Regions from separate parts of the Homo sapiens genome. Here region 2 is linked to region 1. Evidence: read pairs that join two places in POLR2A ChIA-PET (ENCODE). Cell type or tissue: GM12878. All regions are shown on one strand. Each heading gives the region's core, and the rest is flanking DNA. Links, peaks and the distances in the headings are about the cores only.

What was found. Peaks named below come from ENCODE experiments on the same cell type or tissue, not always from the same donor. Only the 100,000 strongest peaks of a DNase experiment are listed, where the experiment ranks them.
Region 2: POLR2A ChIA-PET joins it to region 1 with 6 read pairs; 2 of 35 experiments call an interaction of 5 or more read pairs at or near these places.

What each region holds. Positions count from the first base shown.
Region 1 is chr2:143,811,025-143,815,425 of GRCh38, forward strand. No RefSeq gene overlaps it. Among named protein-coding and RNA genes, the nearest start is that of ARHGAP15-AS1, 37 kb to the left of the region's middle. In GM12878, for the core only: no CTCF peak of the experiment used is centred there; no DNase peak of the experiment used is centred there.
Region 2 is chr2:143,695,350-143,699,750 of GRCh38, forward strand. The region is part of intron 12 of ARHGAP15 (Rho GTPase activating protein 15); the gene reads left to right. All of the region lies in intron 4 of ARHGAP15-AS1 (ARHGAP15 antisense RNA 1), which reads right to left. Among named protein-coding and RNA genes, the nearest start is that of ARHGAP15-AS1, 79 kb to the right of the region's middle. In GM12878, for the core only: no CTCF peak of the experiment used is centred there; no DNase peak of the experiment used is centred there; H3K27ac peaks cover 397 bases.

The DNA of each region.
Region 1 (4,401 bases), core at 128-4,127:
CTAGCTTTTTAATTGTTACTTTATGCTCTTGGCTTAAATTTAGTATGTCATCAATGAAACCCTCCAACTCCTTTATCTCTGCTACATGATCAATAGTATTACTTTTCATTCTTCTGAAGATATCCATGTGGATGAAAGATTACGACTTAATGTTCAAACATGACCCAAAAAAGAAGTACAAAACTAGCAGATGGACCAATGCTGAACCTAAAAATTTAATTAATGATAGCCATCCTTTGCCAAAGAATGCTAGATATTTGTTCAGCTTATTTCCCTCTCACTGGGGCAGAGATAGTCTGGGGTTGGGTGGAGGAGGGGTAGAATGGCATGAACCTGAGTTCAAGTCACCAAAGAAATTGAATGTGTCCAACACATGGCAAGGCTTTCAGCTAGATAGAATGTAATCCATTGGGATTAGTAGAAAATAAATCTAGAAAGGCAAACTTAGAAAATATTACAGAGGATCTTAAAAGCTAGACAGTGACATTTTGTCTTTATTCAGTAGGCATCAGGAGAACTTAAAGATACTTTACCAAGTCAGTGACAAAATAAGATGAACAACTAATATCCATATAGCAACCAGATATTATAAAGTAATTCTTGCAGACATCATGTATTAGAACCCCACTCTAGAAAGGTTGGTCCAATGGTGACATGGAACATGGAGTCAAAGCAGGTACAGGAATAACTCAGAGCCAGGAGAAACCATGCAAGAAAATGTGGCTTTCAACTAAGAGAGTATGAAGTCTTTAACCAGAATAAAGGAAAGCCAAGATACAATTGACAATGAAAAGGAAGTGACTGGATGTGGTGACTGATAGGATGTAAAAAGCAGCAAAATCAATCATGACCACAAAATTTTAACTAGAAAAATGGTAGTTTTTAGAATAGTAGGGAGAAAACAGCAAGAGAAACTGGTTTTTTATGGTGTTGGAAAATGGTGGATTGATTGGGTGAATTAATATGCATGTGTCTCTTGGACATCTATTTTAAAAAGCTCAAGAGTAGAGAGTTGTAAATGTATGTGTAGCCCTTGGCAGTCATATTGACATTAGTGGTATTGGACATGTGAAATATCTAAGTTACAGGAATAAATGAGAATTCCAAATGAGAGAAAGTAAAAAGACAAGAGAGAATATTATGAACAACCAAAGAAATAAGACCACCACCAGGAACACAGGAAGAGAACTTACATTGGGTTGTCATTCAAGGCAATGAGGGAGAAAAGATGGGTGGGGCCAGAGTGTGGGAGTAGCAGCAGGATTTAATGCTTACAGAGTCTGCAATTGATAAAGTCTGCAATTGATAGGCCCAGGCATGGACCAGTTAAACACATTAGCATAAGCCATCTAGAAGAAACTGGGATCTGGAATTTGACCTCTCCCTAGCACTAGGAGGACAAACCTATTTGCTGGGAGGAAGTTTACTAGAGCAACAGAACATTGGCGTGGTTCAGAGATGTAGCTGGCACTCTTCAGAATTAAGTGATCTGCTGGAGAATCCAAGAGCAAGTGATAATGAGAGACTCAAAAAGGTAGAGCTAGTGGAGGCACATCCCAGTTATTCATCAACCAGGGGTTAGGAGAATCTCAGTCGCCAGGCTGGAATGCAGGGGTGGGATTCTGCTTTCTAGTGAAAGTGGCAATGCCCCAGGAAACTAGATGATATGGGATTCTAGGCAGATTCCAAAACAGATTCCAGTACAAGAAGTAAAACTGGGAGGCAGAAATTGGACAATATAAGAATTTGGAAGAAAGTCAAGGCAAAAAGGACAACATGGATAACTAGTTGTATAGTCTCAGAGCATGGGGCTAGAGACCCAAAAATTTCTGCCTAAGGTTAGGAATCTGAGTTTAAACCTGCAGGGGCTTCTAGCAGCTGCAGCTGTGAAAACTTTTTGAACTGTAGAGACTGAATTTGACAAAGAGACTGTATCTTTAAGAATGAGTTTCAACTAGGGTATATGGAAGCTGGTGTGAAAGTCAAATTGCAAGACGTGAAGGAATGAGTGAGTGAAAAAGAATGCAATGCATGGAGGCCGGCCGCGGTGGCTCACGCCTATAATCCCAGCACTTTGGGAGGCCAAGGCAGACGGATCACAAGGTCAGGAATTAGAGACCAGCCTGGCCAATATGGTGAAACCCTGTCTCTACTAAAAACACAAAAATTAGCTGGGCATGGTGGCATGCACCTGTAGTCCCAGCTACTCAGGAGGCTGAGGCAGAAGAATCGCTTTAACCCAAGAAGCAGAGGTTGCAGTGAGCCGAGATCGTACCATTGCACTCCAGCTTGGGCGACAGAGCAAGACTCCACCTCAAAAAAAAAAAAAAAAAAAAAAAAAAAAAAAAAAAAACCATAGTGCATGGAAACAACTAACTGATGAAATTTTGCACCGAGAGAGGGAGAAAGAGAGGCAGAAAATGAGCAAAGACAAGAGAGAGCTTTCTGTTTTTATCTCTTGGTAATGAAAATAAAAACTTATGTAAACAGGTTGGGTGGGGTGGCTCTCCCATTTAATCCAGCAATTTGGGAGGCATAGGCAGGTGGGTCTCCTGAGGCTAGGAGTTCGATACCAGCGTGGCCAACATGGCGAAACCCCGTCTCTATTAAAAAAAAAATACAAAAAAATTAGCCAGGCATGGTGGCACCCACCTGTAATCCCAGCTACTCAGGAGGCTGAGGCAGGAGAACTGCTTGAACCGAGGAGGTGGAGGCTGCAGTGAGTCAAGATTGCACCATTGCACTCTGGCCTGAGTGACAAGAGTGAAACTCCATCTCAGGAAAAAAAAAAAAAAAAAAAACTTCTGTAAACAGAGAGAAGGAACCAATGGAAAAAGGAATCATTCATTAAACTATGGGACTGCAAGATAGAAGGAAGAGAAGGGCAAAGGAGTACACAAAGGGTATCTTGGCCAAGAGCCCATTTGAAAGTGCAGCCTCTAGGAAGCAGCCCTGGGCAGTAAGATCACGGAGGATCCAAGGCCTGTGTTTTAGTCCTCATTTAGCTTCTACTCCACCACGGAAGCCTGGACAAGTGCTTCTTCTCTCTGGGTCTCTATGTGCTCAGGAATAAGGGAGACAGCCTAGATCTTCTGGCTTATAACTAATTACAAACAGGTAGATCACAGATGTGTGGAAGGGAAGAAGAAGGGCGATTGGAAAGGAAGATGTGAGCAGCTTCCGTGTTCTCAGTAAGTTAGGAAGCAGCATAACCTGGTGATGGCTATGGCTGGTGGTGGAGGGTGTCACCTAGACTACTAGAATCAGATGAGAATCAGTTTAAGGGATGGCAGAGAACAGAAAGGCCATGAGAGACTGCAGGGCACAGTGGCTGAACTCTTAGCCAGGCCACTTCTGAATGCATCCTCAGTTACTCACACAAGTCTAAGTTATGAGACCTTAGACAAACTACTTAATTTCTCTAGACATGTTTCCTCATCTGTAAAATGGGAGTAATTGTTCCCTCATTATTTTCTTAAGGAATAATGAACACATTCAATAAGATAATGCATGTATAGCATTTCGTATATTGCCAGACCTGTCAGTGTGCTCACACAAGCTAATGGTAGTTGAGACCAAAAAGAGGAAAACAAAGCCGATAGGAAATGATAGAAATTCATAGTGATTTCCAAGATTAGAGTTTTGTAACTTGCCCTTCTACTACCATTGTCTTGAAGTGAGTGTAGACAAGCAGTTAATGAATTCATAGCATGGCGGAAGAAGGGGAGGAAGTGAAGTGTTTCTGGAGGGCAGGTAGGTGGGTGACTGAAAGACTGATCAGACAGGCAGAGAAGAAAAATGGAAGGGCCATTTGATGACTAAGAAGAGAGAGGGTGACAGTCCCAGGGCCAAAGGCCTGGGGAATGTGGTTCTAGGTCAGAAGGAATTGGGTGAAGCAGGAGCTTTGGACCATGTGGTCAAAGAAATGAAACACAAAGCTTAAAGAATTGAAAGGAGTCATCCAGAAAAGTTTTTTTAGAAGAGAGAAAAATGAAAAGCAAGAGGCAAAGAAAATTTCTAGAACGAGGGACAAAATGCTGTGTTTTCTGGCAAAGAAGGAATTAGGGGTGGGGAGAGACAATGTCATTATGTATTTTATATTTGTTTACTATTTTGCCACCTATATATCTTATTAGTTAAATCAAGACATTGAATAAAGAGGAAGTAGTAATAAAACAAACACGAATAGAGGCCCTGGAAAGGAAATGGCTCAAAGGATGGCTTGGCCCTCTGAATCGTACTAATGGCTGAAGAGAGGGGAAGTCAAGGTCACTAGAGACTCAGAAGCTAAGGTTATGAACCCTGCACTGGGTGTTTTTGTCTTCCTTATAAAGTTATAGAGGCATTTCACAACTATTTATAGTGAGGATGTTAGGCTAACCGTAGAACTAAGCCTAGTGA
Region 2 (4,401 bases), core at 67-4,066, 120 kb before region 1:
TTTGAAGAGCAAGAAATTCTAGGAAGGACAATAGGATCATGCTTTTCCTGTGAAGATTGCTGCTGGAGTGTCAGCCACTGCCTTACGCTCCAATTCAGACAAATAGAGGCATCACTACAAAACTGAGGAGTGCAAGTTTGGTTTAAGAACTGGTTTCAGATTGGTTAGTCTGAGGAAATGTTATCATCCTAAAATTGATTGGACCAAAGCAATATCCCCTTTATTAAAAGTTACTTAAGCAGGATATGGTGGCTCATGTCTGTATCCCAACACTTTGGAAGGCTGAGGCGGGTGGATCGCTTGAGCCCAGGGGTTCAAGATCAGACTGGGCAACACGGTGAAACCCCACCTCTACAAAAAATACAAAAACTAGCCAGACATGGCAGTGAGTGCCTGTAGTCCCAGCTACTTGGGAGGCTGAGGTGGGAGAATTGCTTGAACCTGGGAGGCTGCAGTGAGCTGAGATCATGCCACTGCACTCCAGCCTGGGTGACAGGGACAGACCTTGTCTACCAAAAAAAAAAAAAAGTTACTTAAAGACTAAGACTTGAATACATTTTCCAAACTCGCCCCAATGTGAGATCATAGTGCATCATAACATAGATAGATACAGCCACATGAGAAAGAAAAGATATTATTACTTTCCTGAATGTATTTGTGAATGTATCAAGAAGTTAAGCATAATAATTTTGAAGACTTCCAGAAATTGATTAAATAGAATTTTACACTCGTTGATTTGTATCAATTACACATCTGAATTATTTTGGAATGAGTAACATCTCAGAAGCTTTTTGAGTTTCACAATTATCTTAGATGATCCCTTCAGTTAGAAGAAAGACATAAACTTCACTGACACCTACATAATGACATGCCTTATATTTAAACATCTATTATGACACCTTTTGTAATTTATCTGCCCCTCCAGATTGTAAAATGAAAAGATAGCAACCAACTTTGTATCTGCCACAGGTTGCACACAGGCCTGAATAAATAGGGTTTTCTTATTTATATATAAGATAGATATATAATATATATATAATTTCTTAAGAAATTATACCTTTATTTTTAATAATTTATGGCTAGAGAGCAGGGATAGAGGTAGAAGGAAACAGAGATTACCCTTTAGAAGATCATTCTTAACATCCCTCCTAAGAGCATGCTGTACATGGTCTAATTCCTTCGGGACCAGGACCAGAAATGGTTCTGGAAACAGTGCTAAAGGGGCCAGTGAGTTGAAGCTTCCCTCATTTAACAAATCCATAAACTTATGCCAATTAATTGGCCAGAGTAATTTTTGATACTGACAATTATTGACTATAAAGAGTTGTTCCCATTTTTTAAATTCTTCCTAAGAGGGCTTGTTTATTCAAAAAAACAGCCAAAACATGAATATCTCCTGGAAGGAGAAACTGTGAATACAAGGAAATCTGGTGTAGAAAAGAGGTGATCAGTTCCAACTCTCAGGTGATCCTCCCTAGAGAAAGAAATGTCTTATTTGAGTCAGATAGATTCAGTTCCTGCTTGGTCTTTCCTGCAAGTAATGTACCTCTCTTCTCAGGTTGAACTGTTTTGACACAGTTTGTCAACATCAAAAGCCAAACTTACAATGTATTTGACATTGCCTTCCTTTTAATTAAATATAAATATGGCTTTTCTGGGGTTTGGGGAGAAGGGCACAGAACCTTGAAAAATTGCAAATTGCCAACTACGGGCTACGCTCAAGGCGGTGGTTTTTCCTTGTTTATGATGCAATGACACTTCTATTTATGATATACTGTAACTACTTAGGAATTTTAACCAAATTCTCTGATAATTGACAGCATTCCATATATTTACAAAGCTACAACATACTGTACCCTGTTCCTACTTTTAGGAAAGCATACTAAATAGTAAAAGTATGACTTCATTTGATTTCAGAAACAACCTTGAACCAGGAGCAGTTATGTATCAGGGATGATAGAGAAGACAATGAGAAAGAAATATGTTTTAAGGGAAGAGGACTTACAGGGGACTTACTTAAATGATCACTTACTATGTGTACATTTATGTGCACTGAAATATTTAATTCTACGAAAATCCAATAAGATGTATAATTTTTCTGTATTTTCAAGTAAAGAACTAGAAGCATCAATAGTTCAAGCAACTTGCCCAAAATCATACAGCATAGCAAAAATTCTAACCCAGTCTTTTCCAGATTCCTGAGAAGTGGTATGTCACTGGATATACCGATTTTCTTATTTATAATGTGAGTTTGAAGCATGTGTATATTTGTATCTATTTGTGAGATTTGAATTTGCCCCCAGAGCATCTCCTCTTAAAGCAACTATGAGTTACTCAAAGATATTTATCAAGCAATTGTTGTCATCCCTGAGATGACTCCTCAATGGGCAACTCAAGTTTTGGCATTAAAAAGTGTATCCTCAGAGGTTTGTATCCAGTTGTAAGGCATGCTGAAACAAATAAAATGATCTCTGGAGATACTCCTTCCTCCTGTAAGCAAGCACAGTCTCTAACTAAATTCGGAAATGGCCACAGTACAAAAACTATAAATTGAATAGAAACTAGAGAACTGCTATTCTTCCAAATATAGCTCTGACATATAGGGACTACCATGTTTTTCATACAGGGTGCATTAGACATTTCAGAATAACTTTCAGAAGCAGAACAGCTGTGGTACCACTGACCTCTTTAAAACAAAGGAATACAGTTGTCCTTTAAGAACTGTAGACAAATGAGATGAATATTACTCCCTATACATTGATTACTGGGATAAACTGGTCTTTTCTTCCTCTGAGTGGACCTATATAACAAAGCAGAATTTATTTTTAAATGTGATTTAACATGAAGCTATAAGAACAATAAAGGCATGGATGATAAGGACAGAAAAGTGTCCAGGGACATTGGATCCAAGGTTCTTCACTGTACAGAACTTTTTCCATCATCATATACAGCTTTATCTTATCTCTTTTCTAAAAGGCATTGGGTTGTAAACGTGCTTTAGTAACAACATTTCATGCAGATGAATGCAAGTGTAACTATCATAAACCATATTTTGAAAAATGTGCCCTCAAAACTATAAAGCCACATTCTTATCATAACATTAAAGGCTATTTCACATCACGTAGGTGTTACTTCTCTGAACAGCATGGAATCATTTTTTAAACTTGTTTACAACAATGAGTTTGATGTAGTTTGAGAAGATGGGGGCAGGTTGGTGAGGAATGGGTATTAGTAAGAAACAGTTGAGAATCACTATTGGATGGAAAAAAACGAAGCACTATAAAAAGTTGTGTGTGCAATTGTGGGTTCACAGCTTAGAGATTGAAGAGGCTATTTGGATATGGGTGGAGAACTAAAATGGAGGTATTTCATGGAATAGAGGCAAAAATAAATCATAATAGAATAAGGGCAGGAGTAAATGCAAATGAAAGAGGGAAAGAATTATGGAGTTCATTACTTCTGGAAAGATTTTGTATAAGTCTCTTCACATACAGTTTGCCTAAGAGTACAAAAAGTTCCTTCCTCCTCCCACCAGTCATAATGTAAAAAGTTAGTGATATCTCAAAGTCTTCTCAGAACCTTCAGCGCTTCATAATGAGAAAAACATATGCTGAAGGAGAAATATTAATAGAAAATGCTGTCTTTCAGATGCTCACTGAATCAATTGAAGACAGTTGACACATCTTTAGTAAGCTGTTTATGAATCTTAGCTCATTAACCACTCCTGTATTATGTATGCTGATTCCAATTCCTAATATGACACATCAATAAACCAGATCTGAAAAGGTGTCATTTCGATTTTAATGTATCCAATTGTATTTTTAGATGTTTCTCCACTTGAAGTGTTTGTGTTATTTCCTGATTTTACAAGCTATGGAAGAGTGGGTGTGGTATTGATTTGAATGAAAAAAAACACTGCTTTACTATAACCTTTTCAGAAGATTTTGTTCTGATTATGTTGTAAGAAAAATAAATTGTTCCTCCTTAATATTTCAGCTCTCTCTAAGCCATGGTACACTTCCCCATTTAGCACTTAAGTATAACTTGGCCACAAATATGCATGCACCAATATCCAATTGTCTGATTCCCCAAGAATGTGTGAAAGTGGAAAAAGAGAGAAAAATATTTCTATAAAATATTCTTCATGTAGAATGTTTCTTATAGGCAAACTTGGAAACCGACATGTACTTTTCATAAGGATACTTATACATAACTGACCTGCTCACCAATCAGACCATCAATTTCTCAGCCTATCACAAAGTATTTAGGTTGTTGTGTAATGTTGGGCTACTATAGCAATTGTACTTTCACCAACTGGCACCAACTCAGTTCATGAATTAGCAACTACATTTTGAATGTCCCTGCAACCAAATAGTATGCTAACTGCTGGGATTAAAAGGT